2 separate regions of the Homo sapiens genome follow, and region 2 is linked to region 1. Evidence: chromatin loops called from intact Hi-C (ENCODE). Cell type or tissue: PC-3. All regions are shown on one strand. Each heading gives the region's core, and the rest is flanking DNA. Links, peaks and the distances in the headings are about the cores only. Region 1 overlaps KCNMA1 (potassium calcium-activated channel subfamily M alpha 1). Region 2 overlaps KCNMA1 (potassium calcium-activated channel subfamily M alpha 1).

Evidence for each region. Hi-C counts contacts between places; a loop is a spot of excess contacts. Peaks named below come from ENCODE experiments on the same cell type or tissue, not always from the same donor. Only the 100,000 strongest peaks of a DNase experiment are listed, where the experiment ranks them.
Region 2: a loop joins it to region 1, with 2.9 times the contacts of the local background. A loop is called at or near these places in 4 of 110 quality-filtered maps.

The regions. Positions count from the first base shown.
Region 1 is chr10:77,513,452-77,516,355 of GRCh38, reverse strand. The region is part of intron 1 of KCNMA1 (potassium calcium-activated channel subfamily M alpha 1); the gene reads left to right. Among named protein-coding and RNA genes, the nearest start is that of KCNMA1, 120 kb to the left of the region's middle. In PC-3, for the core only: a CTCF peak has its summit at 1,569; DNase peaks (open chromatin) are centred at 2,205 and 2,365; H3K4me3 peaks cover 1,543 bases; H3K27ac peaks cover 2,394 bases.
Region 2 is chr10:77,581,611-77,584,514 of GRCh38, reverse strand. All of the region lies in intron 1 of KCNMA1 (potassium calcium-activated channel subfamily M alpha 1), which reads left to right. Among named protein-coding and RNA genes, the nearest start is that of KCNMA1, 55 kb to the left of the region's middle. In PC-3, for the core only: no CTCF peak of the experiment used is centred there; DNase peaks (open chromatin) are centred at 774 and 1,604; H3K4me3 peaks cover 559 bases; H3K27ac peaks cover 2,372 bases.

The DNA of each region.
Region 1 (2,904 bases), core at 260-2,759:
AAAAAATAGTGCTATGGAGGGTGCATGGAGAGAAAGCTCTTTGTTAAGGGGAGTTTGGAGCAGATTTCAGGAAAGGGCCATGTTGCAGGCAGAAGGAAGAGCAAGTGTGGCCAAGACCCAGGAAGGATGGGAGGAGGGTGGCTGTGGCGGGGCGGAGTAGGGGGGTGGGCTGTGGGTACTCTACATGATGGGGATTTCTTAAACATCTGTCAGACCCAAGAGACTGTGATCCTCTGAAGCCCCTGGATATGTCAAATTCATCTCAGTGGCCTTATGCACCCTTCGCATGCACCTGGTATAGGCCAGTGCTCAGAAAACATTTGCTCCTGGAGAAGTTGCTGGTTCAGTTCTGTGTGGAGCTGCTCTGTGTTCCAAGATCTGCGCTGGCTGCAGGGATAACAGGGATGGAAGAGAACCAGCCCTTCTCTTGAGGAGCTCCCTGCTAGTGAGGGTCAATCAAGTGCCTGGAAGTTGTGTGTGGGCATGCAGAGTGCATGATATGCCAGGTGCCGGGAAGCCTCCCAGCCCAGGGGCTGGAGGGAGGGGCACTGCTTAGTGGGCAGCTCTTTGGAGGAGCTGATGCTTGAACAGAGTCTTCAGGAAGGAGAGGAGTTAGCCCTGGGTGGGGAGGCAGAGAAGGAAAGAGACACTGAAAGCCGAGGGGTGAACCACAAATATTTGGGAAATGGCACCAGCAAGGTGTACAGCAGGGGTTTCCAAAGAGTTCCTGATTCCCTCCTCAAAGTGATGGGAGCCACACTTCCTGGCTTATCAGTTGGTCCTTGCCCTCTGGCTGGTGCTGTGTGTCTGAGAGGCAGCCTAGGAAGACCTCTCTGGGGAGAAGCAGAGAAAGATAGCGACCTCTGAACGTGCTCCCCAGAATTCAGTCACCCCATCCTACCTATGAGAGGGGACAAACTGGCAGTCTACAGGTGTGTTTGGTTTAGCCCATGTGGCTTCATTGTTTTTTAATTTTTTTTTTCATCAATTGCCTATATTTACAAAGGAGATTTTGGATAAAAATCTGGATTGCTAGCTGTTTTTGAAAAAATAAAAGATTGAAAATGTACCTTTGTGTGCCTGTGTCCCCTCATGGTGATGATTGGTTTGGGCAGAGCCATTGCACGCTCTCCTTTCCCCCCCATCCCCCGGTGCTGAATGCAGCACCCCTCACTCACCGTAACAGGCTGGCTCCTGTAGACACATGACCTTGGATCCTTTTTTGGATTAAGGAAGCAAACATGTAGGATTGTGCTTCTGCAAATTCTCAGAGATGGCTTTTGAGCCCTTAAGCTCTTCTGGGGCATTCTCATTTCTCAACTAGAGCTAGCGGGTGAGAGCCCTCTCTCTGTTTTCATCTGCTGCAGGACAGCTGGACTTCACTGTATCTCATAAAGAAAAGGAGGTGGGGTGGGCAGGGCCCTAGGCTGTATTACTGGAAAAAAAACAAAAAAAAACAAAACAGGCAGTAGCTCCTGGTTTCTGTAAAAATGGTGTCTAGACGTGAGTGAAGAGGCAGAAGGTCAGAGGGGATTTGGAAATCTCAAAGGCTGAGCACAGAGCGCCCACAGGTGCAAGGAGAAAGTACAGGGCCAGGGCCAGAGATTTCCTTTCTCTTGTTCCTCAGCTTATTCTTACCCTATTCCACCCACCCTGCCACTGCCAGGTGCTCAGCGAGTCTTTATTGAAAGAGAGATTATTAATATGGTGAAATGTCTGAGATGGTTCTCTCTCCGCATACCCAGTAATACAGGGTCCCTTTGGCTTGTGGGAGTCACATGTGGCCATTTTCAGTAGTTGGGAAGCCTGGGGGCCAGCTGGGAGTTGTCACTGCGTTGGGAATCTGCCTCCTGGGCCTTTTTATTAAGGCGTGGAGTTGTGTGCTGTTCTCTTACCTCTGGTCCCTGCTTGGAGGAAGAGGCTGAACTTGTACCACCTGGGCAAGCCAGTTTGCTGTGACCACACATGGATTAGGTGCCAGATGACCACCTGGGGAATGTGCCAGTCAGGCAGCCAGGATGCAAAGTGATTCGCTTCCCCCTTGCCAGTATTTTCTAGGGCGTGGTGTTTGCCCGCATCTTCTGGTGAGGCCTGGCTATCTCTGAGGGGCAGACCAGCACACCTGTGGGTGCAGCAGCTCACAGGAGTCTGTTGGGCGGCACTGCCAGGCCCTCGGGACCCTGAGTAAGGTCTGACGCATCAGGGCAGGCAGAGGGGAGGCCACATTTCGCCTGCCACTGATGTTAGCGGGGAGGCCCCAGACCCAGGTGCCAGGCGGGCAAATTGATTTTTCAGCCTGCGAAACTTCTAAAGATAGGCACGGGTGGTGCTCTGTGCTGGCACTGGGAGTGACAGGCCATCTGTGAGTCACAGTCCCGCCCGCTGGAGGAGTGCAGGTCCTGGGCAGGCAGCACTGCGGTGAGAGGGGCCCAGATGCAGGAGGGGAGGGCTAATGCAATGAGCTTGAGTCAGCCCTGCTTGCCAGGCCAGGATCCTCCTCCCAGGCCGGCACCAAGGAGAGTGTTCTACTGCCTGGCTCCAGGAAAACTGCTGCTGCCTGTAATTTATGCAGTTTCTATGGCTGAGTGGAGCAGACATGGCCTGAATGGATCATTGGAGTGGTTTGTGCTTCCCTCGCCCTGTGGCCTCACATATTTAACAAAATTGGTTGCTTGGTTTATTTCTTGAATCATCACTTGAAATCTCTCAGCTTCATTCTGAATTCCTCATCCCTCTTCTCCCCTTGTTTCCTATTTTCTTTGAATTATTTGGCTGGCTCTTTTTGATATTTGTGACATTATCTTACATTTATGCAGCACTTTACAGTTTGCAAAGCTCTTTCACATACATTATCCAGGCAACACATATTTACTAAGCTCCAAGGCCTTGGAATAAGTGCTAGGC
Region 2 (2,904 bases), core at 83-2,582, 68 kb before region 1:
GGCGTGGTGGCATGCACCTGTAGTCCCAGCTACTCTGGAGGCTGAGGCAGGAGAATTGCTTGAACCTGGGAGGCAGGGGTTGCAGTGAGCCGAGATTGCGCCAGTGCACTCCAGCCTGGCAACAGAGCGAGACTTAGTCTCAAAACAAAAACAAAAACATTTATGGAACAACTTAAATGTACCACATTCTGTGGCTATAAAGACAAATAAGGGCTTCCCACAAGTCTTACGTATATGTTGGATTGTTGGTGCTTGTTGCTAGGGGAGGACGAGTGGGTAGTGAATACCAAGGCCCCGTCTAAGGTGGTTGGGTGGTTATAAAGCACTGTGGACTGACGGTGTTTCTCTGACCCTAAGGAGCTGACTGGCAGGGTACCCAAGTCCTGCTCACTGCGTTTTTGTAACTGAGCTAAGAACTGAAGAAATCAACAAATTGCCACCAAATCAGATCCTTAGTAATGCGTGATAAAGCATGACATATGAAAGAGGACACAGAATTTAATCATCTTACCCCATAAATCCAGCCCCCTGCAATCTGTCTCTTGTGTGAATAAGACTTCAATTTACAGAAATGGAAAGTTCCTTTTTTATCTACATATGGTTATACCTCCTTTCCTACCTGGAAGGCATTTCCTTGTATTTCCTTCCTGAGTAGTGATCAGGACTTGGGGTTGGGCACCAAAGCCTTTAGGAAGTGGAGTTGGGTGTGTTGGCCTCTCCTGTTGAGTCAGGACTGAGGCTAGGCCTGAAAGGTAGGTGACAAGGTTGAAGCCCCAAACCACTAAGAATCAACACCCACTTCCTCTTCATCTGCTCTGCCCCAGGCCAGGGAGGCAACCCTGAGACCCAGGAGTAAGCTCAATCCTGCTTTACTTGCCTGGAAAGTCAAGTCACTCATCAGAGGAGGAAGAGTCAGTTTCCCTCAAGGATGGGCTCTTGGTCATGAAGCTGACTGCTGTTGTATTACTCAGATTTCAGATCTTAGAAAATTATAGCAGCATGGGCTTTGAAGGCCAAATACATGATCATCACCTCCTTTTGAGATGAGACTCTCCTGGTATGACATCCAGTACTCAGAGATGCCATATGCCTTCTGGACTTGTGTCCCTATGTGAGAAATATTCAACCATGCTCTATCAAGTCTCTATTTGTCAGGACCTGGATTCCAGCAGCCATTTGTGCCCCCGTCCATCTTTCTGTGAAACTGGGCCAGTGATGCATTGACCTCATTTCTGATGGGCTTCATAGTGGGACTAGTTGTGGTCAGACCTGCATAAGACTGACCAGGAAGAAGCCCAACCTGGGAGTCCAAGGAGCAGAAGCAAGGTTCAGGACCAGGGAAGAGCAGGCAGAGCTACAAGGGCCAGGCTCTGAGCAGTAAGAGATTGGCAAGAGCAGCCCTGCTGATGAGCCTGTCACAGAGGTACCATGATAATCCTGGACCAGTGAGTTATCTTTGTAGCACAAAGAAGGTTGGAGGCACAGATTGCTGTGGACTGAAGTAGGAGGGGAGGGAGATGCTCTCGTAATCTCATGTTGCCTGAGTCAGCTTTGCCTTGCTATTGGCGGATGGGGCTGGTGGCCTGTCATGTGTGCAGATGAGTCAGAGGAAGTGGGCCCTCCCTGGCTGGTGGCTTGCCCCATGCCTTGGGGCATAGCTAAGCAGTTGCATGTCTACTAAACAGTCTTATCTGGAAGCAAATATGGAACCAAACACCTGAGCGTCTGCCAAGGCCTCCACCACCAAGGTCAAGAAGTCCCCCGAGGGGCATGGCTCTGTGAGCTGCCCTTGTAGGTGTCCTGGAGAAGCAGGCACTTCCTTGCAGTTGGTCAAGAAGAGGCAATACTTCTTGCTTGTGTTAGGGATTTTAGAGCAGCGGATTTAGGGCATGGCAAGGTTGGGGCTACTTCCGGGGGAATGAACATTTTTTAAAAATTTTACTTTAAGTTCTGGGATACAGGTGCAGAACATGCAGGTTTGTTACATAGGTATACACGTGCCATGGTGGTTTGCTGCACCCATCAACCCGTCATCTAGGTTTTAAGCCCCGCTTGCATTAGGTAGGGAATGAGCATTTCTTCAGGTCCCTAAGCAGAGCTTGAAAATGATGATATCAACTTTAATCACTAGCAATTATTAAGCTCCTCTTCCACATATATTAAGTTGTTTATGCCTCATAATAACCCTGATGCAGGCATCATTATTTCTGTTTTACAGAGGAAGAAACAAAGATATGAAGAGGTTAAATAACTTGCCAAGGCCAATCAGCTAGCGAGCATCAGAGCTAGGATTCAAGCCCAGGCAGACCAGCTCCAGAGCCTGAGCTAGACTCAATGTCAGTGATGATGTCGTTGACCTTCGGGGACAGATTCTGCTTTTGCCCTGGTGGGTCTGGGTTGAGATGCATTGCATTTGATCTTGCTGGAGAAATTTCCAGTCTTCTCAGCCCTGGGAAAATATGTATATTGGAACCTCAGAGCTACACCCTGAGGGTATGTCTCCTGGTTTGCTGAATTTTTAAAAAGAGGTTTTACTCTATGGCCAGCTTTCTTGCCAGGAGATCAGAGACCGATGACAGCTGGCAGAATCGGCCTCTGTTCCAGCTGTCTCCTACCCTTCCTAAAACTCAGATGCTCTTTGAAGCTGTCTTCCTCCATTGAGGAGCATGTGCTTCTTCAGTGACAGCCGGAGAGTGGGACTGGGCTGGCCCCTGTCCTTCTAAGGCCACCACCTGCAGCACTCCTAGTCACCGTTCCAAGGTCACTGTGGAGGAAACAGAAGTGGCCGAGAGAGGAAAGGTGCTTCTCAAGGAGGCTGAGAGTGGAGGGAGTAAGGCAACTGAGCACGGCAGTTGGGTGGGCCCAGGCCACCAACTGTTTGTCCTGCCTGAGTTAAGAGTCCAG